6 separate regions of the Mus musculus genome follow, and all the other regions are linked to region 6. Evidence: chromatin loops called from intact Hi-C (ENCODE). Cell type or tissue: heart. All regions are shown on one strand. Links, peaks and the distances in the headings refer to the core of each region. The heading gives the core; the rest is flanking DNA.

Evidence for each region. Hi-C counts contacts between places; a loop is a spot of excess contacts. Peaks named below come from ENCODE experiments on the same cell type or tissue, not always from the same donor. Only the 100,000 strongest peaks of a DNase experiment are listed, where the experiment ranks them.
Region 1: it touches region 6 in a loop (2.1-fold over the local background); 5 of 42 quality-filtered maps call a loop at or near these places.
Region 2: it touches region 6 in a loop (5-fold over the local background); 23 of 42 quality-filtered maps call a loop at or near these places.
Region 3: a loop joins it to region 6, with 2.0 times the contacts of the local background. A loop is called at or near these places in 5 of 42 quality-filtered maps.
Region 4: a loop joins it to region 6, with 2.2 times the contacts of the local background. A loop is called at or near these places in 5 of 42 quality-filtered maps.
Region 5: a loop joins it to region 6, with 13 times the contacts of the local background. A loop is called at or near these places in 23 of 42 quality-filtered maps.

The regions. Positions count from the first base shown.
Region 1 is chr1:182,893,592-182,898,922 of GRCm38, reverse strand. Susd4 (sushi domain containing 4) reads right to left here. Exons shown (of 9, transcript NM_001356461.1): 9 at 2,332-3,724. The coding sequence ends at 3,696. Among named protein-coding and RNA genes, the nearest start is that of Tlr5, 59 kb to the left of the region's middle. In heart, for the core only: a CTCF peak has its summit at 3,027 (motif pointing right); a DNase peak (open chromatin) is centred at 3,012; H3K27ac peaks cover 372 bases.
Region 2 is chr1:182,562,284-182,567,614 of GRCm38, reverse strand. It overlaps Capn8 (calpain 8), which reads right to left and starts at 2,608. Exons shown (of 21, transcript NM_130890.2): 1 at 2,318-2,608. The coding sequence starts at 2,554. It overlaps Gm46248 (a long non-coding RNA gene), which reads right to left. Exons shown (of 4, transcript XR_001779884.1): 3 at 3,562-3,691; 4 at 3,134-3,467. In heart, for the core only: a CTCF peak has its summit at 3,030 (motif pointing right); no DNase peak of the experiment used is centred there.
Region 3 is chr1:182,661,123-182,666,453 of GRCm38, reverse strand. No RefSeq gene overlaps it. Among named protein-coding and RNA genes, the nearest start is that of Ccdc185, 85 kb to the left of the region's middle. In heart, for the core only: no CTCF peak of the experiment used is centred there; a DNase peak (open chromatin) is centred at 2,613; H3K27ac peaks cover 257 bases.
Region 4 is chr1:182,654,934-182,660,264 of GRCm38, reverse strand. No RefSeq gene overlaps it. Among named protein-coding and RNA genes, the nearest start is that of Ccdc185, 92 kb to the left of the region's middle. In heart, for the core only: a CTCF peak has its summit at 2,285 (motif pointing right); no DNase peak of the experiment used is centred there.
Region 5 is chr1:182,551,584-182,556,914 of GRCm38, reverse strand. It overlaps the pseudogene Gm46081. Among named protein-coding and RNA genes, the nearest start is that of Gm46248, 6.7 kb to the left of the region's middle. In heart, for the core only: CTCF peaks have their summits at 2,552 and 2,771 (motif pointing left); a DNase peak (open chromatin) is centred at 2,744.
Region 6 is chr1:182,789,985-182,795,315 of GRCm38, reverse strand. All of the region lies in intron 2 of Susd4 (sushi domain containing 4), which reads right to left. Among named protein-coding and RNA genes, the nearest start is that of Susd4, 28 kb to the right of the region's middle. In heart, for the core only: a CTCF peak has its summit at 2,666 (motif pointing right); a DNase peak (open chromatin) is centred at 2,405; H3K4me3 peaks cover 724 bases; H3K27ac peaks cover 1,682 bases.

The DNA.
Region 1 (5,331 bases), core at 204-5,203, 100 kb before region 6:
GTAGCCAATCTACTCTGGTCACTCAGAATGATACATGGCAGGCACTTTGGGACTGATTTCTTACCCAGTGTGAGGCAGTACATTACCCAATATGGCAGTCAACCACACACACACACACACACACACACACACACGCACACACGCACACACGCACACACACACACACATTATATATTAATGTCATACACATTATATATTAAGTTTTATGATTTCAGGACCACCATGCTCACGGTTTGTCCTCTTTACAAGTGTCTAACACTCTCTGGGACCCAGTTCTGCCTGCCAGACCAGGTGTCTCTATCTCTGGACTTCCTCCTTTATCACCTTGGAAATGATGTACGGGTATGAACTTTTATGCTTTGAATTCCAAATAGACAATAAAACGAAGGGAGCAGGTTAGTGGTCATCTACAGGGCTGCCTGTAGAGATGAGTGAATCCTCAGGGTGTTTGTGGGGACGGAGGGGTTCTGAGGTTCTCTTGACCTTGGTGAGCAGAGCTGCGCTGGGCTGGGAATGAGCTAGAACACGAGGACCTGACGGCCCATGGCCTGACACTTCCATTTACACAACAGCTTGCTATGCAGGAGCTGGGGATGAGGTCCTAGGAGGACAATTCCAGGGACAGATGTGGCTTAGCTATTCTCTCCACTTGGGATAGATAGCCCCTTATAAGCCTCATATACAAATACCTTAGAGGGCCAAGGGACCAAGGCTGGTGAAAGGTGTGTGAGAATGCATGTGAGGGACCAATCTGTATGGCGGCCTCGCCCCTTTGACCTGCAGCTGCCCTGTCTCAAGAGTCCTCTGCACCTGAATGTTTGACTTACATCAGCGGCCATGCACAGCCTAGCAATGAATGCAGGGAGACACCATTCTAAATTTCTGCATGTAGAAACAAAAGCTCAGTGAAGCTAGTAATGGATCTAAGCTCACAGCCAGGTGGCCATGGAGGAGGCGAGCTATGAAGCCCACACTCTCCCATGATGCTCTGGAGAGCTACAGTCCAAGTGGGAGGGGATTTGAATACCTGTTGTGTAGAGGGAGGATGGAATCTGAGAAGCCCCTGGACCTAATGGGCTGGGGACCAGGAGGCTTTGCGCTTGATAATCTTGGACCCGCTGGTGGCCAGGGACCATTTCGGTAGCAACAGAAGGCAGCCTTGTCTGTGTGCCAGCTGCTAGACCGAGTGTAATTAGGTGGGAAAGGGCCTGAAGCATCCGCACAGGCAAATCACAACCTTGCAATTAAGAAAAGCTACACGGTAATGAAGTGTGAAGATGCCTGTGCTGTGCTCACACTGGGGAACCAGTCAGCCAGCACTGGGCTGCTCTGCAGCAGCTTGGATGCAGCCCCGAGGTGGGCACTGCCCAAGCCCGAGGAGACTGGTACTCGAGAGAGAGCCAAGACGGGTACTCTTCCTTCCTCCATAGCCCTGTCTGTTTCCACACTGAGGTCTGTGGAAGGTGACCTGCTCCCTCGCACTACAGGGACTTTGGGATATTTAAAGGAATTCTGTTGGGACGACACCATTCTTGGAACATCACCAAATTTCTTTCTGTCAGAAGTACCTAGGGTGGGACAATGAACCCTAAGTAACATCTAGGAAGATGCTTGCTATGGGCACAGAGTTGAGTGCTATCAGGCAGGGTGCGGGTGAGTGGTTTGGAGATTGTGATGCTGTGTTTACACAGCAATGGTCTCTCCTCCCCCCACTGCCACCCAGCCTCCAGATGAGAACGATACCCGTGAGCTCCCTGATGCCTGCTGTGCTGTCATTCTTCCTGGGGCCCGGTTGCAACCCTGGTCATTGGTGACCAGGTCAGATGGCCATCCTGCTGCCAGAGGATTTCCCAAAGAGAGGCAGGGATGGCCTGAGACAGCTCTGTGTGCCTCCTGGGAGATGGGACTCTTACCCAGAGGTCTCTGGGACACAACCCAAATAAGGAGGCATGGAAGGGAACAGGTGTGAGAACAAAGTGCAGAGGTGTGGCTGCCTGGATGTTGTCCATGTCAAGGCAGTGACATGTCAGTCACCATATGTCAACTCCTTTAATAAATGGAGCTGAGGACATGGAGTTTCACCAGGGATGGCGTGCAGCTGCCACTCAAGCAATCTGCAACTGCCCACAGCAGTAAGCTCAGGCTTAGCAGCACTCTGCCACTAACGGTGGCAGTGCATACGTCAGGGCAAAGCCCACCCTTTTGATACGGTGTCTCCTTCAGCTGAGTGTTCTAAATCCCACATTTTATTTCTACCACCCACAACCAACGTCACCCACCTCCTGCCCTCCCCACCCCACCCCACCATTAAAGTCACACTTCAAACTGTCGTTTTCTTTTTTAATTTTTAATCAGTCTGTGTTGAGAGAAAACAGGATTCGATCAAGCCTCCGTCCCTCGGTGCTCTAGCAGCACAGTGATTCTATTGGATGAGAGTTTTGTTCATATTTGTCTACAACCCAGAGGAGGGATGGAAACGACACCATGGACCAACATGTATTTGAAGAGACACTTCTGGACTCGAGGCTCTTAAAAAAAATCAAACAATTGCTTAGGCACAACACCCAGTGGGTGCCATGAGACCCTCATGGAAATACGGGATGGCAGGCAGGCAGGGCCAAAGGCCCCCCGAAAGCAAGAGGGCAGGGTGGCTTGGGGCTGGGAGGCCAGCCTTTGGACTGAGCAGGACAAAAAAGAGAGCTGAGGGGCTGGGAGTGGTCTCAAAAGATCCGGCTCCCGCTTCCTTCTCCCTCCAAATGCAGACCGTGTTTACAGAAACTTTCCACTTTGGAAAATAAAAGAATGGTTAGGTTTTAGGGTCGGGGTAGAGTGACAGCAATGACCCACATAGGAAGGCATGAGCAGATAAATTTGAGTGGAGTCTGCCAAATGCCAAAACCAAACATGACCAGGTTACGGGGTCCACCACAAGATGCATCTGAACGTGTTCTCACCATGTGTAAAGCCACGGGTCTATTCCACACCGCAGGTCCACTGCCAGACCACGCCTACAAACATGTCACCAGGGGGCAGCACAGAGCATAGGGGCTTGGCATGAAGAAATTTTCAGAAAGCGGAGTTGGCTTGTTTATCCTTTCCTTTCTCGTTCAAGCCGCCACATCCTGCTTTGATTGGCTGTCCAGGTGTAAGAGATGGTCTGAGTGTCACATGAGAGTCTTTCCTTGGGAGCCCGTCCCTTACTAAGAAGGGCAAAGAGAGGATCTGCTCTTGGGTTTGCAGGTCAACGTGGGCTTTTTTTTTTTTTTACAGAGGCTGACCCGTCCAGATCTAAAGTCCCTAGACAGTTCAAAGCAGATTTTAGAAGCAAATTTATACAATGTGACATGCTTTCAGAGGAGCAGGGAGTGCTGTTAGCAGGAGCAACAGGATGTGTGTGGCACAGTCTCACGCTCTGTAGCAAGAGACACCCAGCTCTGACACAGGGGTGAGGCAGAGAGAGTCCCCTCTGCACTTGGTTCCCTGCTGGTCATGATAAACCCTTGAGTCTCATTTGAAAGCACCGCCTTTGCTGTTGGCCAGACCCACAGTCCTGCTGGAGATGTACGGTATGAATCACTGTCCTTATGTAGATAGATTAAAAATGACCCCTGGTCCCCAAGCTCTGTCCTCCTGTGGTCTCTCTTCAAGGCTCTTTTCCCCAAAGGGGACAGTGGGACTAGCAGGATGTCACCAGGCTATGGGTCCTCTTCCATGAGCGGGATCTCTGGAAAGAAAGCAAGAGATGGTTATTTGCTTAGTTCGACTGAAAGCTACATGGAGTTACAAGCCTCATTAAAACAGCTCCATCCTAGAAATCAGCGGAGAAAGGAAAACGTTAAGTTCCATGTGTCCATTAAAGGTCAAATAAAACAGCGTCCCTTCTCCCCGCCCTGTACACCATCTATCCGCTAGAGAACAATTTGTGACTTTTATATCCAGCTCATAAAAAGGATAATGTTAAACTTTCACCACAAGCCCTCATAGTGGCTTAGGCCAAAATGTCACCATTTCAAGTGCAGAGAGGCAGGGAGGAGCACAGGAAGGGTGCTCTGAGGGGCCAGCAGGCCTGTTTCTACCCTGCTCCTGCTGCACAATGTAGCCACGCTTTACAGAGCTGTGCCAGGCTTCCCTCCCTGGGAAGTGGACCCCTGAATATTCTCATGGGCTATGGTCTTCCTCATGGCAGATGAACCTTTCACTGCACATGGCTAAAGTGACTTCTGAGCACACAGCACTTTTCTGGGGTCAGGTGGGGGTGTGTCACCCCACAGGTGAGGTTGGCAGCAGTCCACTGCACTGGCCTTCCTCAGGGCCCAAAGTGGGAAGATAGGGCCCCAAGTGGGAAGTTAGGGCCCCATGTGCACAGTGGCATTGCCCAGAGAGGGAAAGTAGGCCCTGTATGCATGGTGGCACTGACCCAGAGAGGGAAAGTAGGCCCTGTATGCATGGTGGCATTGACCCAGAGAGGGAAAGTAGGCCCTGTATGCATGGTGGCATTGACCCAGAGAGGGAAAGTAGGCCCTGTATGCATGGTGGCATTGACCCAGAGAGGGAAAGTAGGCCCTGTATGCATGGTGGCATTGACCCAGAGAGGGAAGGTAGGCCCTGTATGCATGGTGGCATTGACCCAGAGAGGGAAGGTAGGCCCTGTATGCATGGTGGCATTGACCCAGAGAGGGAAAGTAGGCCCTGTATGCATGGTGGCATTGACCCAGAGAGGGAAGGTAGGCCCTGTATGCATGGTGGCATTGACCCAGAGAGGGAAGGTAGGCCCTGTATGCATGGTGGCATTGATCCAGAGAGGGAAGGTAGGCCCTGTATGCATGGTGGCATTGACCCAGAGAGGGAAAGTAGGCCCTGTATGCATGGTGGCATTGACCCAGAGAGGGAAAGTAGGCCCTGTATGCATGGTGGCATTGACCCAGAGAGGGAAAGTAGGCCCTGTATGCATGGTGGCATTGACCCAGAGAGGGAAAGTAGGCCCTGTATGCATGGTGGCATTGACCCAGAGAGGGAAGGTAGGCCCTGTATGCATGGTGGCATTGACCCAGAGAGGGAAGGTAGGCCCTGTATGCATGGTGGCATTGACCCAGAGAGGGAAAGTAGGCCCTGTATGCATGGTGGCATTGACCCAGAGAGGGAAGGTAGGCCCTGTATGCATGGTGGCATTGACCCAGAGAGGGAAGGTAGGCCCTGTATGCATGGTGGCATTGATCCAGAGAGGGAAGGTAGGCCCTGTATGCATGGTGGCATTGACCCAGAGAGGGAAAGTAGGCCCTGTATGCATGGTGGCATTGACCCAGAGAGGGAAGGTAGGCCCTGTATGCATGG
Region 2 (5,331 bases), core at 159-5,158, 230 kb after region 6:
CTGAACATCTTGCTTGCACGCCCTTCCATAGCCCAGCACCTTCGCTCTCACCCATGCCCTCTTTCTCCACCAATTCTGACTCAGCTCTCTTCCCTAATTTTCCTGTCTAATTGCACAGTGGAGCTTCAGTGATTCCTCGCTGAGCTCCCGTGCATTTTATCCATTTAATGGGTACTCTCTGGACATTCTGTCATGGAATGCCAGCTAGAGACAACTCGTTTTCTTAGGTTATACATATTCTTTCATCCAGACTCACTTGGAGCCCAAGGAAGTGGGTAAGACTGCGATTCTCACTTCATGGATGAGGAAACCGGTTCTCAGAGAGAGTTGGTAACCTACCCGCAGTCACTCGGCTAGTGGATGATAGATGAGGGACCAGAACCCTGACCACTGTGAAACATCCAAGCCCACGTTCTTCTCCACCACAGTATCACTCAGCGTCTGCCTATTCTTTGTCCCCTCCTTAACTAGCTAAAGCTCCCCAAGACACCTCCCTGCACAGGAGAATCATGGCTGAATTGGAAACCCTAAGGCTACTAATCCAAGAGGTAGCAGTTAGAGAAAGAATGGATGCTCCAAACTGAGCCTACTGCATTCCATTCAGTAACTTTCCAACAATTCGACCCCTCCATGTGTCTCTTAACCGGGGTCCTTATTATGTGCTTGGTGTGGCTTCGCTCTTGACTAAGTATTTCTCCTTAAGATCAATATGCTGCTCAATTGCCAAGTCGAGGGAAAGGATACTTCTGGCAGAAGAAAAAAAATATTGACCAGGCTGCGCTAAGTCCATTTACACGGGGCATTACATACATCACAGGAGCTTGGGATAGATGCTGAGCCCACACGGTGAGACAAGGAGCTAAGAGCACTGGAGATCAGCGCAACCAGCTGCTGTCTCTGGGGTAGAGTTGCCGCATTTCACCCATGTAAACAGAAAAACCCTAAGGGATTTCAACCTCCCAACAGAGCGTTCATCTTGAGAATCCAAGTGTGATCTGGCAACCTTCACGTAGACAAATGTGTCTTCCGTTCCTTGAGACAAGAGCCTAGGTAGACCTTCTACTTAGAAGCATAAGAACAAGCAGAAGCAGTCATACTCCCCCCGGGTGTAGATCCAAAAGAATCACAGTCAGCTACAATAGTGACACTTGTGCACCCATGTTTATTGTAGCTCTACTGACAATAGCCATGGTATGGAGTCAACCGGGTACCTATCCACAGATGAATAAATAAAAAAATATATAGTTATGTGGGGCTATATGTGTGTGTGCAGTATTGTTCACTATAAAGAAGAAAATCATGTCATTTATAGGAAAATGGACAGAAGCAAAAAAAAAAAATCACCATTTTACCTGAAGTGAACCCAATTCACAGAGATAAATATCACATATTTTCTCTTGTATGTGTGTAAAAATAAAGGGCTATCAGGATGCAGAAGAGCAAATGAAGCAAACACCTTAATGTCCAGGATTATTAGATGCAATATATATATATACACACACACACACACACACACACACACATATATATATATATATATATATATATATACACATATATGCTCCCAAAGTAAAGAAAGGGTTATCCTCAAAAGTGCAAAGTCAAACAAAAAAGCAAGCAGAACCATTGAGAAATGAGCAAAGGTTTTAAACAGTTGTCCCTCTAGAGGATGCACCCATGATATAGAAAGCACAGCATCCATTATCATCAGGGACATGTACATCAAGACCACAGTGTGACCACACCCACCAACTTTAGGATGGCCTCCACCTCTCTCTTCTCTCCAGCCTTGGTGGAACCTTCTATGACCTTCAGTAACCCATGTCCCTCAGCAGCGATGCTATCACAGTTTGCCCCTAGCTGACTGTGTCTAACCTTGGTTTGTTCCCCTGTGTGCTGGCCCGGGGGCACTGTGCAGTGCTAAGTACCCTGTGTTCTGTGTCTCTTACACGCAGGACAATTACACCCTGAGATTTATTTCTCATTCTCCTAACCACACTGAAATACAATGGTTCCAGCCGCACTATTTTTAGGGTGGAAAAACTGAAGCTCAGAGAGCTGTCGCTCAAGGCCACATCAGCAGAGCCAAGGCCACATCAGCAGAGCCACTCATGAGGTCTGACTTGTCCAGCTCTAAAGCTTGTGTGTGTTCTTCCTTAGAAATAATGTTAGGAAGTAAGGCGGATATCAGAACTATAGGATCTGAAAACAGAACCCTGCACTGTTACTTACTTCAACTCTTGACCTGATGTGACAACTCTGTACCCTGTGTGACACTCAATTGTGCCTTGCCATGGTCACTTCCCTATTGCCTTACCGTGGGTCGCTTCCATATGATGCCTTGAGTTTCTGCAGAGCCTGGTCCAAGATCCCTGTAGCCCAAAGCTGACGGACATGCCGGGAATTCCGGGTCTTTAAATAGGACCCCTGAGTTCAAGCATTGCTTTCTCAGGGTCTCGAAGTCCTGGCCCAGATACTTCACAGCATTCTGGTTAGAGCCAAGGCCCTGAGCAGCTGCACGTTGCTTGGATATTCCAGCTGCCAGGGCTGCCATGGCCTGCCTGTGCGTCCTGTAGGTGACAGGAAAGCAGGGCTTCTGTGTCCTCTCAGACATCTGCCCTATGGGGATGCTGCCCTTTAAGGCAGCTCCCAAGGAGGTGTGGCCTGTAAACTTTGCACCTGAGGGAGGCCCTGTTCCAAAGGGACATGAGTCATAAACAGAGTCAAATATGTATCCAAGGTGCAGGCAACTCTGCCCCACCTTCTCCTGCTGTTCACTATTTGGACACCACAATGGAGGCTATCAGGAGTCTCCAAGTTGGATAGGCTGGGGTGATTTCTCCTCCAGAGACTCTGTAAGGAGAGGCCCTGCTCATGCCTTGGTTTTAGTCCAGTGGAAATGACTTAGGTCTGTGGGTGCCCAGAACAGAAAGAGACTAACCCTCTGCTCTTTCATTTTTACCGAGCATGGTGCCTTGCCTGCATGTACACCTGTGCACTACATAAGTGATCTGTCCTTGGAGGCCAGAAGAGGGCACCAGAGTCCCCAGAACTGGAGTTCCAGACAACTGTTAGCTTCCATGTGGGTGTTAGGAGTCCAACGCAGATCTTTGCAAGAACAGCCAGTGCTCTCTCAAACCCTAAGCCATTGCTCCATCTCCAACTTCTGCTCTTTTCAGTCACTTGTGTTCGTTTGTTACAGAAGACACAGGCAGCCAGTACAGTGTGACAAGAATTCTCTGAACTACTTACCCACAACACAGTCTCCCTAGTAACCTGCATTAATCGCCACCATCTCAAAGAGTGTTCTGGGGGCTGGCTGTAAGATGCCTCAGTGGATACGAGGGCTTGCCGCACAAGCAGGACAATCTACATTCAGAGGTAGAGACCAGAGAATAAGGAGTCTGAGGTCACTGTGGGCTAAATGGTGAGTTCAAATCCAACCTGGGTTACGTGAGACCCTGTCTCTAAAATGAAATAAAACAGAATATAAAATAATCATGATTCAGCAGTTCTGAGCTAAGTCTCTAGGACCCATATCAGAGTCTTTAGACCATTCACCTGCAGATGATTCTAAAGCGGGTTCACACTGGTCTCTGAACCAGACAGCCTCTGAGGCTGCCGGTCTTCCCGCTGAGGGTCATCCACGTGTTCAGCCCTGAGCTTGGTGCTTCTGAGAGAGCATGTTTACCTGCCAGACATGAAACAGACAAAAGCAGGGTTTCCCGTGATTCACCAGAAATACAAGGTCAGCATGACCTTCCAGGACAGGAGGCAGTTATACGAAAGCTTTGGCTCCTCCGTGCCTCAGGAGCCCCCATTACTCCCTCAACGCCTCTATTTGCGTTAACACTCGCTCAGTGTTGGGCTCACTGAGGGTTCACAGCTAAGTTTCCACCCTGCACAAGGCTGACCTACCCTTCCTCTAAACCAGAACCCCAGCTCCACCCCATCCCCTGACGTTGCCTGGAACACTGAAGATCCTAGAAGCCTTGAAGCCCTAATTTGGGTGGAGGAGGCATTTTTATTCCTGACCCTATTGCCTAGTTAACTGAGATTCGTGCTGAGTCACAGGAACCAGTGGTTGCTCTGAACACAGTTTTCTGGCCATCCCCAGCAAGCTAAGAGGAACGCCGGGCTTCTGCGTGGCTAGTGGGAGCCGGAGCACACCCGTCCTGCTGACTTTGCCACCTGTTCCCGTGTCTCTCCTTCCTCCATGGAGCATTGATTTCTGTTTAGGGGATGTCGTGTTTGTCCCACTTCAGGGCTTTGCAGGCGCTGTTCCTGCCAAACTGCAATACTCTTCTGCTCTGCTCTCTGATCATCCTTCAGACCTGTGCCCCGGAAGTTTTTCCCCAAGGCCACCCCTCAAATTTAGCCCCTCCCTCCTTTCACACTATCAGATGAGTACGCAAAGCCTCGCCCAGCACGGACTCCTGTCCTCAGTGAGTTAAAGCCTCTCGGCCCCATCAGGCTTTGTGTCCCACAAGGACACTTATCGGGACCAGTTTTATTTGCCACTCAGTCCCCGGCTCCTAGGACTCTCCCAGAAACACAGTAAATATTTGTTATATGAAGAAACAACCGCATATCTAGATTTCCAGTAGATAGATTTCCAGTAGATAAATAGATAGACCCAGGATGTTACAGACCTGGTAGCCCCAGACAGGGTCACTGGTTAGTTAATAAAGAACTCATGGGAGCGTTTGTTTTTCCTCTGTGTTTCTTCCCTATGCTTCCCTGAAGCACCGCCCCCCTCTCAGACTGACAAAAAAAAAAAAAAAAAAAAAAAGAGCAAGCCCTTCCTCTTCCAAGCACAGAAGCTGCACAGCTGGTAATTCTACTTCCCCACGAGGGAGCTCCTCTGGGGTTAGCCATCTATCCTTCCTTCCCACCACCCCCCCCACCCCTTCCTAAATTGCCTCATTCCCGATCCAGATGCTATACCAAGAAGCCCTTCCTCATCAGGCAGGCAGGTCTGAGCCGCTGCAAATAGAGCCCTCATTTGCCCAGTCACGAAAAAAAAAAAAAAAAAAAAAAAAGGTAAATGGTTCAGGGAGGCCCGGCACAGCAGCCCCTCTCGAGCCGACATGTCTACCTGTTATCCAGCCAGGCACCAAAGAGGAAGCAACCTGTACCCACAGTCTCTGTCCATCTGGACAGATGTCTTCCCAACTTTAAACCTGAGACAGCTGCAAGAGCCAGAGACAGCTCCCTGCCAGGAAGCCTCGGGATCCATTACAGAGGCAAGGAGTCTGTGCAGACACCTGCCTGGCAGCTCCTACTTAATAAAAGCACCTCTTGGCAAATAGCCGGCCCCTGAGCCTCACC
Region 3 (5,331 bases), core at 225-5,224, 130 kb after region 6:
CCTTCAGAGAGGGCTCCAGCTCTCCTCTAGATGTGTCTTTGCAACAGTTTTTATCTTAAAATCTCCCCCAAAGTCCTTGTATCCCCTGCTTGGTGTTAATGGAAGGCTATTGAACCTTTAAGAGGCCCCAGTGGGAGGTCTTTCAATCACTGCACTTGTAGATGAATGGTGTCTTGTTCTTTCTCTGGTCTCAGCAGTGAGATAACTGGCTTAGTTCTCACCATAAAGGAACAGGCTGCTAATCTATAGGTCCAAAGTGTTGATGGTCCACAGGTAGCTCCCAAAATGAGGACCAAAATAAACCATCCTGTCCCCAGGTTGTTTACCTCAGGTGTCTGTCAGACTGGAGAGATCCCCAGTCAGCACAACTGCTCTCCTTCAGAACCTGTCAGGAAAACAGGAAGAGCTGTAGCTGCTCCCTCAGAGGACCCGAGTTAGAGCCCCAGCTCCCACATGGTGCTCACAGTCATCTGAAACTCCAGCTTCAAGGGACCTGGTGCCTTCTTCTAGCCTCTGAGGGCACCAGGCATGAATGTGGTGTGTAGATAAACATGCAGGAAAAACACCTATTCACATGTAAATTAATAATAACAATATTGATGATAATGATGATGATGAACCCTCTGTAGAGCACCTTGGTCTAGACCTTCATCCTCATGATTTAGTCTTCCTTCTTCCACACCAGCCTGCTCTTCCCATCTTCTTGCCACAACTTGGGTCTCTTTTTGTCCTTTAGCTCTCGCTAACCCGCCAGCTCTCCTCAACCCATCTACCTTCACATTTCTAGAAACCATGATTGCCTAACCAATACTCTGGGTTTGGTCTAGCTCCTTGCTACCTGCATAGAGATGCCAACAACTCATGATCTCCACCTTCAAAGGATGCTTCTGATGCCACACTACTAAAATGAGTGTCAATCTGCGATCACAGGGCGCCAGCCCGCATGAGATGGGCTGGGGACACACACTCCAGGCCCTCTGTCACGTGGCCCAGCACAGGTGGTCACAGAGCCTGCTCTCGCCGTTTGGACTTTCCCCCAGCTCTGGGTCTACAGGGCAGATTCAAACAGCATACCGAGAAAATCGGAACCTGGGTGAGTAGAGAGATTTGCCTTTGAAAATGAGCAGTATTGTCAGACAGTCTACTGAGGACAGAGGCGAGAGAGGCCCCTAAGAACTTGGCTCAAAAAGGACAGAACTGAGTTTTGAACAGCAGCTTCCCTCTGGCTGTATGTGCAGATCTGCCTGCTGAGGTAACAAAATGACCCTGACCTCTGAGTCCCTGCATCACCCGCACCTCAGGCTCCTCTTGACACCTCCGGGCCCCCTACTGCCACAGGATCACCTACCTCCTGTCTCTGGAGAGCCAGCTGTGCAAGGATGAGAGGATTGAGTTTCACTGGATACAATGTAAACTCTGTAACCAGGCAGGTGGGAGGTCTTCCCTGCTCTTGTCTTACTTAAGGCTTGCCAGAGATCCCCAGGAGCTGACTAGACGTCAGCTGAACATTCTCTAGGCCCTTCTTTCTGCTTGCTCTCCATGGCTAATTCCCATGGCTCTGGCCTTTCCCCTTCCCTGCCGTGGTCTCTCCAGGGCTCCCTAAAGCCCTGCATAGACCACTTTGTAGTTCTAAAGCTCTTCTTCTCTGTCTTGGCAACTCAGGTAAGAGGTGGAAAGAACACATGCTTGAATGCTTAGGCTCTAGAAACAGATGGCCCGGGTTCAAGGGCTGGCTCTATTGCCTTACAGCCACACAACTGTGGACAAGTTTCCCTCAGTCCTCCTCTCTCTTAAATGGGGCTAAAAACAGTTCCTACTATATGAATTAAAAGAACCTACCTATCTACCTACACACACACACACACACACACACACACACATGCATATCAATGAACATAAATATACATTACATGCACATATGTGTTGTATGCATAGATGTGTTGCTTAGAACAGCATCTGGTACACTGCTGATGCCATGCATGCATTTGCTATCAATGTCAACAGTACGTGCAATCCCTGCAAGCACTCCACATCCCCACATTGCCACAGGGCATCAGAACGAATCATCTCATTAGAAAGGTTTAGGAGGAAACAACGATGGACTCAAATCTGGTCTGTGTGATCAAGGATGAATTAACAATAAACTAACAATGAAGATCGGCCCTATTATCTAAAACTTTGACCCGAGGTTTGGAATATCTTCTTAGGGGTAAGGGATTTGCTTATAAAGTTCTCATCTGTGTAGTGTCCAGCCTCTGATAGACACTGGGCAAGCGACAGCTGCAACTTCATTGTTATTGATGAACAAGTGATCTGTGAGCAGTAGACCCTCCAGAGCTGGGATGGCATTGGTAAATCTTCAGGAAATTCACACAAACTTCAGGGCCCAGGGCAAGGAGAATGTGTGAATCCACAGCAGAGACTCATCCTCAGTTTCAGGACAGCAACAGTAGGCGGCTCCTGCACGCACCCGCACTCCTTGGCACACAGGTTCCTCCTGTGGGAAGTCACCGGGGCTGGTTCCAGACAGTAGTTCCCAGCCCGAGAATTCCAGTGCTTTGTCTCACTTTTCTTCTGGGTCACCGTGCAGAGCAAGAGCTCAGAACTCCTGCTGCCAAGTCTGGTGTCCCTGGCAACCACCAGTCCCCGAGACAGCCTGTACTTGCTCACTCTTGCTCTACCGAGAACACACACACAGGGAACAACTTGAGCCGTGTTTATCCTCCAGTTTTGTTGAGAACGGGCAAAAGAAACTTATTCTAAGCACTACCGTTTCATTTTCAGAATCCAGTTAATCATAGGGAGAAACTAAATTCAAGGTCCTAGATTCTAGAGGAGCTGGGGACTTCCATATAGCTTCTGTGGTGAACAGTTGTCTGAGTCCAGACATCTCACCGGCAACTTCTCCTTGGCAGGGTTAAACAAGTCCATGTTCCCAGGCCTAAGAACATCTCCAAATGTTTTCTTACTTGTCTGTTAACCAGTAAAGAATATAAAAGTTGCTGCTATCTAAACAAAGGTGCATAAGTTACAAAAATATATCACCAATTGCCTGATATGCCCTAACTAACTGCATGCAGCTGACCTCCTTTGTCCCCTCAGCTCTGGACCTAATGTCTAGGAGACTGCATTAAGGACCTTGAAGCTAGGTGTCCTGGATACATACAGCCCAGTCTCCAGCAGGCACTCTCTTCTTAACTCAGAAAGTCAAAATACAATTAGGTAACACTGCAGCCCCCCCAAGCGCCCCCTTGCTTCGTGTCCCCATTCATTTAGAAATGTTGCACAATCTCCCTTCAGTGATGGGATTCAGAGCCCTCACTGGCCCCTCCCTGAGTGCTCAGGAAAAAGAACTTCTGTATTTGAAGTGAGTTTTCCCAGCTTCCACCCTAAACCCAACATTTTGACTAAAGAGTACTGTGGTACCTGTAGTTGCCTGAACTCTCGGTCTCCTTTCTTCCTGTTCACTTTCACTGTTAGATTCCCCACCCTGGACTCTGACAGTGTTTACAGTACTTGTTTGGCAGGAGGAAATGCTTAGGTTTGCCCTCTTGGGTGCTTGCCTCTTGTCATAAGAGGAGCATGTCTTCTGTGCCCAGGATCTAAAGGAAGATGAGAGATGTGTGGGACAGAGATAGATGCCCCCAACAGCTGCAGTCACACGCAGCCTAAGTCAGCCAAGTTCTGCAGAACTCAGACTGGATGGAAATGCTACTACTTCTCAAGTCATTTGTCAAGGAGAATACCGTGACAGAAGCTGACTAGTGAAATATCTTGAACACACCCTTCACCGAGTGTATTACTTACTGAATGGCTACCCTAAATCAGACAGCTTTGAAACACAGGGTACACAGCTCCCCCCCCCCTTACACACACACACACACACATCTTTATTTTTGAGGCTCACAGTTCTTCTGGTCACTCTGGAGCAACACACTCAGTGCTGTGGGACTCACAGTCACAATCATGGTGTAGCACTGGAAATGCCAGCCTCAGGCTGAAACCAGATTCTATCTTGGCCCAAACCAGAGGCTTCTCTTTGCTACCCCCAGACCAGGCCTGCAGGGGCAAGAAGGCAGGATAGGAGTCCTGCAAGGAGGAGAAGCGTCCCCTCCATCACCCCTCAGATGATTTACATCCACTTCCTCTGGACTTAGGGGTACTGCTGTCTTGTAGACATTCTCACGGCTGCTCTAGGGACACCCCGAACCACAGGCTCCAGTGTCACTAGCTTCCTTGTGTACGAACCTCTCCATTTGGTTACACTTTCTCTTCCTGGCCTCCAGGTCATCAGTGGCTCCTTTCACTCCCATAAGCTGAGGTCAGTGTCCCAGCTAGATGGATTCCTTGACAGGATCCATACTGAGCTTCTACCACGCGTAGCCAGCGGGAGTTCATAGAACTCAGTTGCCTCGAAGCCTCTTGTCCCGGAAGACCCCAGGGTCACAGGCTATGATGATTACTCTTGGCTGCCAGCTTGACGACATCTGGAATAAACTAAAACTCAAAATTGGCTGGGCGTACCTGTGAGGAACATTTTCTTAATTAAATAATTTGGAGTGGGAAGATCTAGTTCTAATCCAACTCTTTGAGGTGGGAAGACCCACCTTTAGTCTGTCATACCTTCTGCTGGAAGCCTCTATAAAAGGCATGGGAGAAGAAAGTTGCTCTCAAAGAGCCTACTTCTCTGAGATTCTAGTGTATATGAAAGACCAGCTGAGACATCCAGCCTCGCGGACTGAACAGCTACTGGATTCTTGGGCCTTATGTTTACAGGCAACCATTGTTGGGTTAGCTGGACCACAGCCGGTAAGTCATTCTAATAAATCATATATATATATATATATATATATATATATATATATATATATATATTCACACACACACACACATATATATATGATATGTATGTAATAAATCATGTATATATGTGATATATATGACTATATGAGATATTTCATATATATTTCCATATATATAATCCCATATATATATAATCTCTATAAAGAGATTCCGATTCATTCTACAAGTTCTGTCACTCTAGAGACCTGACTAATCAGTTTGTCAGAACCTATGTTTCAGGACCTTGTCTGGTGTGCCCCACTGCCTTTAGTACATGGTGCCATATGACCTTTGATTATGGTCTATTTCACACCTTCTGTCTGGAAGTGGGATGGCAGAGGATCAACCTCCTTGCTCTGTATCGGGTACGGTTCAAACAGGAAACCAGAAGTCTTTGTTATTTTAATCAGAAAAGATAATGGAAGGAATGCTTTTGGCCAGCCCTGTGCGTATTACCACACCGATGCCAGAAAACATCTGTGTCCTGAG
Region 4 (5,331 bases), core at 114-5,113, 130 kb after region 6:
TCAGTATTTGAACTCTTGGTTAGCCCTGTTTGGGAAGCTTTGGGTGGGTGGCATTGCCAGCGGAAGTACATCACTGGGAGTGATCTTTAGGTCCTCAGATTCCTGCTGTGACTGCCATATCTACTGTTTGCTGCCATGCCTTCCCCCATGATGGTCCTTAGTCCTCTGGAACCATAATCCAAAATAAATTCTTTCTCCCGTGAGTCCCCTTGGTCACAACATTTTATCACAACCGAAAAATACTAACGCAAGCCCCAAATACCTGTTTATATTGCATTAGATCTATGATAACCAGGGCAACAGCAAATACCTGGGATGACGAAGGGATGAGAGAATCCGAGTTCTGCCCCCAAGTTTGTCTTTGAGAATAATAGAGGTGATTGAAGACCCTGATATTCAGGCAGGACCACAGGCAAAAGGATTCAAAAGTCCTATTTACCGGGCTGGTGAGATGGCTCAGTGGGTAAGAGCACCCGACTGCTCTTCCGAAGGTCCAGAGTTCAAATCCCAGCAACCACATGGTGTCTCACAACCATCTGTAACGAGATCTGATGCCCTCTTCTGGAGTGTCTGAATATAGCTACAGTGTACTTACATGTAATAAATAAATAAATCTTTAAAAAAAAAGTTCTATTTACCAAATCTTAAATTACTAGAACAATCCAATGAATAGATAAATATTCATGTGGTTAAAAGATACCTGGCTCACACACTAAGTTAATGGTAGAAATCTCTAGATATTTACCACTTACCACTTGTCAAAACAGAAATTCCAACGTGTTAGGAACAATCGTTAGTTGAACACCAGTTATGAATGCCAGGAGACTACCTCAGAAATATTTGAGGAAAGCTCCAGAGAACTGTAATTTGCCTTACACACTGTTCTATGGGAGTCTCTTCTTGTACAATAAGACTGAGCTGTAAATCACAGGTATGCTGTTGCTTGGTGAATTCTCTTCAGGGCCTGACAGGAGCATTTCCTGTCTTCTTCGGATGCTAATCTCCCTGAAAGAGTCTGCTACCTGCATGCATTCCTTTTCTCTTAGTATGCGATATCCCAACTGAGTAGCCTTGAACAATAGAGATATTGATCCCCTGTCTCATCGAGAAGTCTGCAGACTGGAAGCGCTCAGCTTGCTTAATTCCATGTGATGAAGTCACCAAGGGCCAGTTGCTTTCTGCTCCTTGCTATCTGCAGTGTCAGCCTGGATCCCACAGAGTGGAAGATGGGTTCCAACCCCTAGGCCCGTCATAATCCTGTCAGAAGGAAAGACAACTCGTCTTGCCAGACAATCTTTCCCTGAAGGTCCATAGAAGGCTCTCCTTGTTCGTTCGTTATTCAAGACTGGATCACAAGTGCATTCAGTTGCAAGGAAGTCTGCTGCTGTGTTAGGCTACCACACACACACACACACACACACACACACACACACACACACACACACACACTCAACCAAACTGGAAGGAGATTGAGAGAGAATCTAGATTCAGCGGTATGTCTCCCATCACAGGCAACTGCTCCTTCCAGCAGCCTGCTCTGTACACAGTGGGGATTTAGCAAATGAAAAGCTAAGAAATAAGGCATCCGAGTACCAGCAGGGGCTGGTGCTGATTCGGCCTTGCCTCAGTTTCCTGTGGAGTGTGTCTGACTTTAGTGTGGAAGTCTTAGACCAAGAACCAGCCCGGATAGCTGGTGATGCTGAACCAGGAGAATTTCCAGGTCTGCCATGCTCTTGTTCTCAAGCCATTCAAGGACTGACTAGCCCAGGCAGGAGAAGCTCAGAAATCTGCAGAAGAGCTGTGGACACATCAAAGTTGACCCTGCAGAGATGGGAGCCTTGACCACAGATCTGGAAATAGAAGGGCTTTGGTGGCATTGCTGGGACATGGCGGGGAACACTCCGAAGTTAAAACACGTGCTTCACACAGGCCCTTCCTTCAGAAAAGCAAAATCCAAATGGCTTTCAAGAGAAGAGGACAGTAGTTCAGAGGCAAAGTCAGAGGGCCTTCTCCCCCACAGAGACACAAAGACAAGGGACATTGCCTTGCCGCTCAGGATGTCAGTAGGGGCTCACTAAAACAGCTCAGTCTCTCCAACTTGCAGTGGTTAAAAATCTGATTTAACTGAGGGGCCTCATGGCCTTTGGCAAACATTCTTCCCGTGTACTTCCACCATCTTCCAAGAAGCCAGAGAGAAGTTGAGACTTCACCAGGGACTTCATCAAACAAGGAGATCAAAAAGGAATTCTTGCCCTGCAGACTCCGGGGTAAATGCCCGAGGAAGAGTCACCCCTAGAGGGCAGCAGACCATTTGAGCTGAAGGGATTAAAATGATAGTTGCTTTAAACCCACAGAAACCAAAGCGGCAGAGAGACATGCACAGTCTGTGGCTCATTGGAGATGCGAATGAGCCGGGTTTTCACTCCTAATTAGCTACATAATCTTAGGCAGGTTGGTAAGCATTGGAATGCCAGCCTCTTCACCTGTAAAATGGAATTAATCTTGCTGACTGCACAGGGCTGCTGTGAGCATCAGATGAGAAGAGGTGTGTGGTACTTCCTGGAACAGGAAGTCTCTGTGTCTGCCCCACTTACATATGTTCCTGGGGCAGCAAGGAACTGGGAATGCCTGCTCTCTTTTCTTTCCCTAATATAAATGCAGCTCAGGATGAAGAGCTAGGCAGGGGTGGCCAGCAATGAATCCTGACCTTCAGAGAATGCCATTGGCCAAGGTCTGGAATATGGGGTATGGTGTTGTATGGAGCCCTTTGGAGACCCACAGCTGTTCCATTCCACCCAGTTTCTCCAACCTTCTCTCTTGGAACTATCCATTCTTTGACCCCACAAAGAGGCCCTGGCTTGAGAAGATGGTAGTAACTACAGCCAAGTCTGGGACTCTTCTTTCTAATCACACACTGGGCCTGGCCTGAAGAGGCTGTGTGACTGCTTCCAGGTTCCATCATTATGTGATCAGTTCTGGACTTGGAGGACAACGGCTGCCATCTCTACCTCCCTAAGAAGTATCTGAACAAGCCACACCATAACTCCAAAGACACTGTTCAATTTCTCTTTAGTTCCAAGTAGAACAGCGAGTGGGGCTCAGTGGTAAAGCACACTCCCAGCATATGTGAGAGCCTGGGTTTAATTCATAGCACTTCCAAAGACAAAAGGTAGGTGAATAAGGAACACAGTAACCCACACAGACCCTTCTGAAAGACTGTCCTTGGGAAATTCATTGTCCATAGGGAAGAATCCTTCCGTCCAGGACTCTTGAGTCCCCTCCGTGTACTGGTACCTCTATGGTCATTCTGCAAAATTTATGAAAATCTTCTCTTTGAATTGGAAATGTGTCCTGCAAAGGAAGCAAACTTCAAGCACAAATAGAGATATCCAGAGCCTGTGGGCAGCCCTGGGGTGGCAGCTTGAATTCCTTCTTGTCCCGTGGGACCTCGGTGAGCAGTATTTTGCCTCCGTATCCTCGGAGTTTGATGTGAAGATGATGTCATCCCCTCAGCAGTCATTTGGCATTTGGGAAGCACTACACAAATAACCCCACACATAAGAGAATGGCATGTATGTGAATGGCAGGGGCAAAGTCCATCGCTACACACGTCTCGTCTCCCTGCCGGGAAACAAAAGCCCTTGAGAATGGGATGCCTGCCTCAGGCTGAGAATTAAAAGTCAGCCAAGACTCTGCTGCTCCTCATTTTCTGCCATCACCAGATGCAGATAGCAAGAGATGGATGGATGTGTTCTGAAAGCCACCAGCAGTCAAATCCACCTAGAATACTCAAACAACCCTCCTGTGGAGCATCTACGGTGACTTCGATTCTCTTGGCAGCTACCTTTAAACACTGTGAAAGTGAGGAGGCGAAACTTATCTTGGGTTGTTAAGCCCTCAACATCGATGACCTACTGTCTTAGTTTGGGCTTTACTGCTGTGAAGAGATACCATGACCAAGACAACTCTTATAAAGGCAAACATTTAATTGGGGCTGGCTTACAGTTTCAGAGGTTCATTATCATCATGGTGGGAAACATGGCAGCATGCAGGCAAACATGATGCTGGAGGAGCTGAGAGTTCTACATCTTCATCTACAGGCAGCAGGAGACTATATCCTGCAGACAGCCAGAAGGATGCTCTGTCACAGTGGTCAAACTTGAGCATATATATGAGACCCCCAAAGCCCCACCTCCACAGTGACACACTTCTATCAAGGCCACACCTCCTCCAGTAAGGCCACACCTCCAAATAGTACCACCTCTCATGGGCCAAGCATATGCAAACCTGGAGAGACTTCTAAAGGAGGAACCTGCCTTTGCCTTACATGTCAGTGTTGAAGTTAACTAGATGTTATTTGCATCCAGGCATGAGGTACACACTTATATTTCCAGCACTTGAGAGGCCAAGGCAGGAGGATCTCTAGTTGAAGGCCAGCCTGGGTTATACAGTCAAAACAATCAAAAACTTCAAACAAACAAACAAAGAAAATCACACAAAGCAAAACAAAAAGAGGTCATTTATAAAGATGCTCAAAGCAGCCCCAACACACACACACACACACATACACTCGTGCGCGTGTGTGCCTTCCATTTTGATAGAATGGTCTTGAGACAGCTTTAGTCTAGATGGGGAAAATTCAGTAGAATATATGATTGTATAAAACCACACAGTCTTTTAGTGTGACAAGTTAAATGTACGACCTCTGAGCTGAAAGCAGGGCCACCATAAAGTGCCATTCTGGTGACCAGCCAAGCCTGTCCCAACATGGGACAGATGGAGAATACAGACAGGCCAAACCTTTGAAACCAGAGCACAATTTGGCAAAGGAAAAGTATAAATAAAATATAAGGGGAATGAAACCCAATAGAACTTCACATAAGTGTCATAAGAAGATAAATGGACAATTTTGTACCAATAAAGTAAAAACTTAGATGAATTAAATAATTTTCTACATGATTTAATTCACTCCCAGAAACAAAAAGTAGGCTGCTGGGTTAAGGCAGCACATGGGTAAGGCATATCTACTATTCTTCCTTCCATAACCATCATTAAAACTACCATCAACAATATTTTTAAATTTAAAAAAAAAAGAAGAAGAAAAGCTGGAAGTCAGATCTACTGGTCCCTATGTCACATCCACCAGGCATAGTTCTTTCCTGTCCTGTTTCCCAGATACCCTCCCTTTGGGGACCACTGCTGAAAGGCATTGAGGGTAGCAACTCCCTGTGCTCTTGGCCAGTTGGGCCTGTCATGCCGCAAGAGGAAGCTGGCCATCCACCCACCCTGTCTGCAGTGATCGCCACACGTAGAACCCCATACAGGCAAGAG
Region 5 (5,331 bases), core at 237-5,236, 240 kb after region 6:
GCCTCTTTCAGGAGTGCAGCAGGCCTCAGGTATGACACAGCAGATCCAGTGGGGAGGGAGGTGGGAGCACAGAGCCTGGGAGCTCCAATTGGTTTGATTTTCTCTTGGAAAATAGGTATTCAGGCCATTAGGAAAGCACGAAAAGGGGGGGGGGGCGGAGCGGGGAGGCTGAGCCTAAGAGAAAGAGCAAGATGCATAATTATAGAAGGCAGCATCTGGGAGCATTTGAGTCGGAGAGCATTAATTTAATATGAGGCCAATCCACATGTGTATGATTTATCTATTACTACTAACCAATTATCCCGAGCTTAATGGTCTAGAACAGCAAACATTTATTACCCCACAGTTTCTGAGAAGAATGAATTTAGGGGTGGCTCTGGCCTGGAGTGACTTTCAGGGGGCTGCAGCTTTGGGAAGATACAGGGGAGAGAAGGGGGCTGAAATCAACAGATGGCATGAAGGGAGTGAAGGGAGCTAGAACCAAGATGGCGCACACGCACACTCGGGTTCCTCAGTAGGACTTCCTATGGGCAGCTTGTTTGTCCTCATGACACAGGGACTGCCATATTTCAGGTCACATGATCCCGAGAAAAGGCAGAGCCTGAAGTGACACAGGATTGCTTATGATTTGTTCTTCGATTAAAACAATGGCTCTGCTCAGCCCGTTCTCATCAGGGAGGGTTTGGCCGCTCCCTTTAAGGAGAGATTCTAAGAGAATAGCTTTGAACTATTGCAGTTTGATTCTGTGCCCTAGGTGAGTCACACCCTGCTATGCAAGTCAACCAGGTTGTGAGAAAATGCTGGATTAAGAAGAGTTAGGCCAGGACTAGAAAGATGGCTCAGCAGTTAAGAGCACCGACTGCTCTTCCAGAGGTCCTGAGTTCAATTCCCAGCAAGCACATGGTGGCTCACAACCATCTGTAATGGGATCTGATGCCCTCTTCTGGTGTGACTGAACACAGCTACAGTGTATACTCATATACATAAAATAAATAAAATAAATCTTAGGCCTAAGAACAGGAAGTCAGGGACCAGAGACTGCATGGAGCTGAGCCTCCAAAACTCAAAGGTTAAACACAGCTTTGGAGACCCAGAAGGCCATGCAGGTCCTGAGTCCACTGTTCCTCTATCAGCGAGCCTTGGCATGGGCCAACCATCTATTTAGTCCTGCGCTCAGCTAGCCTCCTGAGACACTCACTGTCTTTGTTCCAGCACAACTGGAACTCCCCATTGGTCGTCTCACAGCCTTTCTTTTGGATTCCTTTGTTTCTTGGCCTCAATTCCCAAGAAGGGAGATCCGGATTATTCCAGATCTTTCCTCGAACCATGCCACATGGGCCCTAGAGGTCACTGACAGGGCCAGCGATTGGTGGCTGTGGCAGCATTGGATGGCAGCTTTCCAGCCACAGCCTCCAGAGCCCTTTCTGTTTCCACATTCTAGGGACCAGTGTGTGAGCACTCCCAGGAGCCAGCCTTGCTCTACTCTATAGAAGGTAACTGCATAAGAGCAGGCAGTCAAGGCCGCTTTGCCAACCGTCATGGAGGCGATTAGAAGCTCTGTCACTGCCAGCATATGCTCCTGAGTTCTGCCTGACAGTCTGAAAACATAAGTATGGTGAGTCCCCTTTAACTGTCAGCTTTATTTGAAGATTTGTTTTATTGTTGTTTGCTGCTGCTGTTACTGTTGTTGTTGCTGCTGTTGTTACTGTTGTTGTTGCTGTTGCTGTTGTTGCTGTTATTTCTGTTGTTGCTGTTGTTGTTTTCATTGTAAGAGGAATTAAAGTGGTCTGCCATAGTGATGCAGAAGTGGTGCATAATGACGCATTAAGACCAGCCTAGTCTACACATAGCAACTTCTAGGCTAGCCAGTGACACACAGCAAGATCCTATCTTAAGAAAGCAAAACCAGCTGGGCCTTTCCTTGTACCATTTCCTGTTTGTGCATCAGTCCTGTGCAATGCCCAACACCATCAGTCATGTCCTACAGATGGGGAAAGGGGGCTTCATTGCAATGCCCGTTCATACCAGAATCAAACTTTGAACTCATTAGTCTCAGTTAATACCAAGGTACGAAGGTACTCTCAGCACTGCTTAAAACAGTGGTTCTCAACCTTCCTAATGCTGCGACCCTTTAATACAGTTCCTTATGGTGCAGTGACCCCCCCAACCATAACATTATTTTGTTGCTACTTCATAACTAATCTTTGTTACTGTTATGAACCATAATGTAAATATCTGATATGTGCACCCAAAGGGGTCACAACCCACAGGTTGAGAACCACTAGCTTATCGGATGTGGAATCACTTTGCAACATGTTGACCTTTCCCAAAGACTTAAACCACTGAAAGCTGTTATCTTGTCTCAAGAACCCCATGGGGACTGTGAGGTTCCCAATGAGATCACACACACACACACACACACACACACACACACACACACACACACACACACTACCCCAGGAGACATGTAGCAAGAACCCTGAGGTATTCTGTAGAGCTCACAAGGATACAGCATGTTAGATCAGTGGAAATAGGTCACTCAAATCAGTGGTAACAAATGGCGATAAGTAAGGAATGAAGCTGCTCCCACTGCAGCACATGCGCCCACTGCAGCACATGCCCCCACTGCAGCAGATGTTCCCACTGCAGCACATACCCCCACTGCAGCACATGCCCCCACTGCAGCACATGCTCCCACTGCAGCACATGCCCCCACTGCAGCACATGCTGGTCTCTGTTGCCCCCTAGAGCCCAGTTCGCTCCCAGCAAGCCTATGTATGGGCTTGCTTCAAACAGCCTTGGCTTAGCGTCACCTCTGTAGCAACAGCCCTTCTTGTCTCACCGGTGCTTTGGAAAACACCTACCAAACATATCATTTTTAAGTGGCTGGGGATACTGAAAAATGATAAAGGGAAAAGACTCTGCATTTACTCCGTCTTTCCTATGGACTGCATTTCAGGGTAATTAAATAATTGATAAAAGTTGGAGAGATGGCTCAGTGGTTAAGAGGGCTGCTCTTGCAGAGCAGCTGAGTTCAATTCTCAGCACCCACGTGACAGTTCACAACTCTCTGTGACTCCAGTCCTGGGGAATCTAGCGCCCTCTTCTGGCTTCTGTGAACACACATACGGTGCAGAAACATACCCGTAATCAAAACACATCCACATAAATGAAATCAAATCATTGCAAGCATATCGACACACTTCTTTAACTCAGCACTCGGTAGGCAGAGGCAGGCAGGTCTCTGTGAGTTCAAGCTCAACCTGGTCTACATGGTGAATTCTAGGACACCCAGGACTACCTTGTCCCAAACAGATAGGTAGGTAGATAGATAGATAGATAGATAGATAGATATAAAAATTTAATTCAAAATAAGAATAATTGATAATTCCAGCTAGTCAGGTGACAAAAGTTAACACTTTGCAGCCCCTAATGGCATAATGGATGAGAAGCTGACACCAAGGATGCTGGCATGATTAGAGGAAAGGCTAAGAAGAAGCTTCGGGACAGATGGAGCAGGCTGAGATACCCAAGCCTCCTTGTCATTCTGAGCATCTGTGCCCTGGACACCACTGTCTTGTGACACGCTAAAACAAGCTGGCCTGAGCCACCTGAGAGCAACCCTGACTTCTCCAAAACTCCCAGGGTAACTGTCAGTGTGGAGGAATAGGAGATCGAGACGGGTTTCTCAACCTCTGCCTGACTGACATTATGGTCTAGGTGACCATAAAGTATCAGAATAACTAAGTAACCTGCCTAGTGGTGAAATAGAATAATTTGAAAGAGTTGATCAAAGAGAAAACGCATACAGAGAAGGAAAAGAGCATAGAAACAGTAAGGCAAATAAAAAAGGAAGCGTGAGGTTTAGACACCAATAAATCAGCAGTTACGTTGGGTCTCAGTAACTATGCTTTGAAAACAAAACTTTGTTGGGCTGTAGCCCTGTGTACAGCATAGGCTCAAGACCTGTTCTAGTTTCATTCGGCTGCCGCTGTGATAAAGCAGTCTACCCAAAAGCAGCTTGGGGAGGGAGAGGGCTACAGCTTTGCTTCCTTTTACAGTTCCAGGTCACATTCTGACTTTGACGGTACTCAGGAAGGAATTCAAGACAAGAACCAGGGCTGGAGAGATGGCTCAGCGGTTAGGAGCACTGACTGCTCTTCCAGAGGTCCTGAGCTCAATTCCCAGCAACCACATGGTGGCTCACAACCATCTGTAATGGAATCCAATGCCCTCTTCTGGTGTGTCTGAAGACAGTAACAAAATCTTAAAAAAAAAAAAAAAAAAAAAAAAAAAAAAGACAGGAACCAGGCAGCAGGAACCACAGATGGGCATGCTTCCTGGCTTGTTCTCCAGCTTCTTAGACAACGCAGAACCACCTGCCTAGGTAAGATGCTGCCCTCGGTGGGTGGGGCCCTCAGGTATCAATCAAAACAATCTCTCACAGACACTGCTGCAGGCCAGTCTGATGGAAACAGCTCTCACTTGAGTTTCCTCTTCTCATCTGACTCTAGTTTATATCAAACTGACAATAAAAATGAACCAATAAAGCCCTAGGTTCTGGCCCAGAACTAAAAGTCAATTGGTTAATTAATTCTCAGACTAGCTCAAAACAACCAAGTGGTACAGCTTAAAGGTTAAGATGCAAGAACAGGGAAGATGCATAAGATGCTAAGAGAAAACTGGAAGGGCTGAGCTAACATCGCAGAAACCACCTTGAGAGCAAATGATTGCTAGAGGTAAGGCGACCTGTGGACGTGCGTTCGCTGGGAAGATGCACTAATTAGTTTAATTCTGTATACTCAACACAGCCTCAGAATGCATGAAGCAAAATTGTGCAGGTCAGAAGAGGCAAAATACCACATCTGAGGATGAGATTGTAATGCAATACTTTTAGCAACTGATAAAATGAACAGATAAAAAGGCAAAGACACAGGCGGTCTGAACAGTATAATGAACAGAGTCATCCCAGGCCTGTAGCAAGAAACAAGACTTGGAGAGCGATGCTACATGCCTCTGCTTTTCTGTCCGGAGATTTAACTTTATTGTACCCACAGTCCTCCACACCATTGTGGAATCTGCGCACTGCATTGAGTTTTTGTGCTTTCATATGACATACAGTTTTCTATCTTATTATCAAGTGAGCAGTTTCATGGTGTTGGGGGTCAGTATTGTCAACCTGAGACAATCCGTAATCCCCTGGGAGGAGTCTCCTCGAGGGGTTGTCCAGATCAAGCTGGCCTCTGGGTATGCCCGTGAGGGATTGTCTCCTGTTAGCTGAAGTGGGGAGAGCCGTTCCACTGTGGGCAGTGGGTAATAGACTTTATAAGT
Region 6 (5,331 bases), core at 276-5,275:
CGGGGGTCTAGGAGGAAACTTTCTTCCTCCACCCGCACTGTGACATACTTCCTCCAAGGCCACATCTACTCCAACAAGGCCACACCTCCTAATAGTGCCGCTCTCTGGGCCAAGTATATTCAAACCATCACAGGCAGCATCAATTTCTTGTCAGAGCCAGGAAGAAATTTGAAGGAGAAAACAGTTAACTCTAGGAGTGGTGGAAAACAGCGTAGATGAGGTCACACAGGACACTGAGGTGGACTAAGACAGAATAGAGTGTAGGCCTCTGAGGGAAGAGTAGGGATGGTTAGCGAAAGAAAGGGCAGAAGAGAGTTTTATCCAAGCATCATGGCAGAGAGAGGGCTAGAAGTCAACTCCTGCTAAGCCTGAGACAGAAAAGAGCTCACAAGACCCACCACACACAGATCTGCTGTTCACACGTCTTCAGAGGCGACATTTACCAGGATAATTTCAGTGGCGTGGTGGGGGTGGTACCAGATTGCTGTGGGCTGAGCAGTCAAGTCGGAGATGAGGAAAGACGCTAAATGAGAACGGTCTCTCCAGGAATCTCTGGGGAGGGGAAAGAGTAGAAAGCCAGGATCAAAAGAGGGTTCAGGGAGGAGAGGGGCTGGGTACAAATAGGGCATCGATCAAATGGGACAGAGGATATCATCATCCCAACCGACCATCTTCCCTCCAGCCTGTCATGTCCTGAAATCTCTGTGGTCTTTCTATGGCTTGATCCCTTCCAGAGCTGAAGTGATATTCGAGATAGCAGGCCACCACACCAGCTACTCGCTAGGACCTCACAGCTATCAAATCTGGAACTCCTCCATTCCGCAGCCTGCCTTCAGAGTCGACGGTGACTCAGCCAAGGAGTCTGTAGAAAGCCTCTCAAGATTGCTGGGGAGTCAGGCACCATGGGTTGAACACGCCCTGTGGATGGTGCATCAGAGCCCTTGCAAGACGCAGAAGCCTGTACCACTGCATTCCAAAATTGGGCCAGCCCCAAGGCCCGCCCGCTATAACTGTCCCCACTCGTCTTAAGGACATCCCCAGCAGTCCTGAGGGAGGAAAATGGCAATCTGTTCAGTTAACAGAACTGAGACTTTCAGTCCACCAGCCCCCCTCTGACAGCTGTCCTTGAAGCCGTCTTTTTTAACTCTCCCCTACAAGAGTTTGTACAAAGGACAGTACCACCATCATCTTGCTCAAATTGCCTTCTCTGTAGTTGACTACATGCAGCCAAATCCTGGAAGATTACCTGGCTTGTGCAGAAGCAATTCGGGCTGATCTATACCTTAAGAACAGACCTAATAATTTCAAGAGGCAATACATCCCTTTGCCTGAGAACCAGGGAGCCACAGCTCTTTGTCATTTCTTCCCTCAGTGCTGTCCAGCTCTTGTGTCCTGACTCTCAGAAGATAGAAATCCAGGCTTTGGTTTCTCTGACACTTTGATGGGTCAAAGGGACCGGACCTGGTAATGCCTGAGCAGGCGAGGTCTCTCCTCAAAGGGCAGACCCAAACGAACACTTACAGAGCAGCTTTGGTTAAAAACCCAGCCACCTTTTCTTTTAAAAAGAGATGGGAATATGTCTCTTGAGAGCCACACCATTGTCAAAGGTAAGCAAGGGTTGTCAACACTCAGTCCTTTAGGTGCCTAGGAGTATAGAGGTGGCTTCTGTCCACGTGTCACAGCATCAAGCCTGATGCACACACTGGCTCTACGAGGTTCCAGGAAGAAGATGAGGCTTAAGGGTTCAGTCCTCAGAGGAGGAGCACACATGTGGCCCTTCTTAGTCCCATGACCTCACAGCTAGGGACATTAGGGAGGGAACGCGCTAAGAGGCACCCGGTGAGAAAGAACACCAGGTTGCCAGCCCCCTGGAGGAACAATTCTTCATTCCCCATTGCTTTAGAAATATAACAATGGCCCTGGCAAAACTGGTTTCTAAGAAAGGACAGTCGACCTCATACAACAACCTGTGTGTGATACCCATATTCTTGTTAATATGGTCTGCTTGTGGCTGCTACCTGCTCTAAGAGAAGGAATGAAAGCGACTTTGATGACTGAAGTATGTATATTTAATACACAGAGTCCTAAAGCCCCTCATTTTAACACGTGAGTTATAACACTCTGGTGCTGTTTGGTGTTGTGTCTATAAATTTCGTTATTAAACCCAAAGGTAAGGAGTACCACAGAAGTACTCACTGGGCCTGCCTGGTACCACTGCCTCTAGGAGTGTCTGTCATTCTGTCTGTCCTATTGCAGGAACCCAAAAAGCAGAACCAGATGCCTGTCTGGGTACTTGGCAGGCCACAGGCGCTGCTGCAATTAGCAGGCTGGATCATGATTCAGCATGAGGTGCAGGCAGCCTCCACCAGAGCATAGCGGACAGTTTAAAAATAGCAAAGCTGAGCTGATCTTGCCAGCCCAGGCTACAGGAGAAGCAAGGCAGCTGCCGCAGAACCCTAAGCATCCCACCGCCCCTCTCGTCCCTCTTCCAGATGTGCCTCCCAGCTGGGTGGGAGGTAGCAGGCAGTCAGCTCCTATCAAACTCCCCATGCAGAACAGAAGATGCAAACAAGCCCGGAGGCCCTGACCTACAGACAAGGCACTGAAACATTCACAGGTCCAGGCTGACTTTAAAACTAGAATGTCTCGCCCCCTTGCTTGGGGCACAGCAATGAAGGACTACACGCGAAGTGTTGCCTGCAGGTGGCGCTCTCAATTCGGTAAGGGCAGGACCTCAGAGCATTTTCAGCAATCTGACCCGCCCCCGCCCCGCCCCCACCCCTTCCCTTCGACGCTGGCATCAGTACACTTCTCTTAGCAAAGTTAAATTTCTTTCCAGGGCCTTCAGGTCGCATAGAAAAATATTCTAGGATGCTGCTGATCGTGTTGGGAGTGAATGTGGCCCACGCCAAATCCAGAGGAGGGTACCCAGCACAGATGAGCTTTGTACATCAAACTCCTAACCTTGCACAGCTCTCCAGAGTCACAGCTAAGGTCTGCCCAGTGGACCGAAGCCTCAGAGAGACCACACCCAGACCACAGAGGGACCTCAGCGACCTAACGTCCAGGCTGGTTCTCCCTCTGGCCATGTTCTCTGGGTCGAGGCATTTTCTGGATGAAACGGTGTTGTCTTCAAGGCTGTTGCTTTCTTTAAAAATGTCCTTTCTACCCAATAACCAGAGAGGAGGTTTAACACAATGGAGAGCTTTGCCATTTTTCTGAGGATGCTAGTATCGAATAGATGTCATTTGTCCCCAAATTAATCTGCAAAATTAACTAAATGATTCTAAAATTTATCCAGAAGAATAATTTCCTGGGACTGAAAACACGTTGAAAAAAAATTAAGAGTAATGAGCGGGGATTTGCTCTATCAGATTTTAAAGGGTATGGGAGTAAAACAGGAAGATGCCCGAAATGGAGGAGACATCAAATCGATGGTGTATAATAGAAGGTTCAGAAGCCGACCCAAATATCTACACAGTGTCAGTGTGTTAGGAAGGTCGTATTTCAAAACGGTGGAGAAAGGATAGACTATTCGATAAATACTGTTTCTACAACCAGCCAATCATTTAGATAACAATAAAATTCTCCATTTTCTCCCAGCATACACACACGAACTCCCGGATTGACTACACATCTAGATATAACTAAGAGTAAAAACTACAGGTGGATATTTAATTAACCTTGAGTTGGCAGCAAACTGCCAAGGCATGCCACCAAATGGCAGGGACGACATGGAGATAATGACGGCAGAACTTGAATTCACATGGCTACAGACAGATGGGAACCGCAAGAACATGATGTAGTGTAGGGCTCGCGGGGCTGGGTGTCTGAAGTCAGCTCTTGTGAGGTACGAGGGAAAGCATCAGCAGGAGAATTGACAAGGGGCTCGGCTGTCAGCCGTGCTTGCTGATCAGTTATGAGGACCTGAGTTCGGATCTCAGGACGCCCAGAATGGGCTGGATTTCCCATGAACGCCTGTTACGCTAGTGCTAAGGGATCTGATGCCCTCTTCCGGCTACTGTGAACACAGGAGCAATCACACACACACATGGACACACACATGAACACACACATACATACACATTAACACACACATACAAACATACAAACAATGAACACATACACACACTGGAACACACATGAACACACACATACATACACATTAACACACACATACACACATACAAACAATGAATACATACACACACAGGAACACACACATATACACACACATACACACACATTAATACACACATACAAACAATGAACACATACACAGGAACAAATACATATACACATGAACACATATAAATACACACGCATGCTTGTGAACACACAGCCATATACACCCACACATAAACACACACACATGAACACACAAACATGAACACACACACATGAACACACACATGAACATGCACATGAACACACACATACACACATGAACATATACACGGATGAACACACACACAGCCAGGCTAGTGAACACACAGTCAGACACATCCACACATGAACACATACATGAACACACACACACACATGAACACAAGCCATACACACCCACACAGGAACACATACTGAACACACACACACACACACACACACATGAACATACAACACATGAAAACATACACACACATGAACACACACCCATTTATTTTTTAAGAAAAATTTTGACAAAGCAAAGGAGCCAAGAAACACATACCGGCTCCCTGTGCTCCAGCGACACCAGCCTGCCTTCAGGTTCACAAACAGGCTAGGCTATCTCCTAGGATAGGATCCATGCACAGGCTGCTCTCTCCACGAGGAACACCCCCCTCCTTGATCTTCCCCAGCTTCAATCTATCAACACTACCTGAAGCCCTTGAGTGCTCTCCAAATGCAGACCCCCCTCTTTTCTAATAGACATATTCAGCACCGGGTAGTTTTCCTCCTTGGCACTTGAAGTCTGTAAGTGCACATTTATCTTTGTGTTTAGCAAGCCGCTTGTCTCCCTTACTGGATAAACTAACTCTGGTTTTGCGAGCCACGACATGTACAGCACAGTGGTTAAATAGAGTATCGTAAAATCGACGTTTTCTCCACAAGTTTAAGTGTTGTTTGTTATAATAGATAAATTCTAATATGATAACAAAACCATGACATATTGTTAAGTGGCAAAACCGGGTTTCAACATAATACGACTGTACAACTTTAGGGAGAAAAAAAATGTGTACAAAAATATTTAAAAAAATCACATTTTAGCAGATTTATTTTCTTAATTTTGTTTTCACCAGATATTTTCTAAAACATTCAACAATAAGTACACACTCAGTCATGGAATGGGGT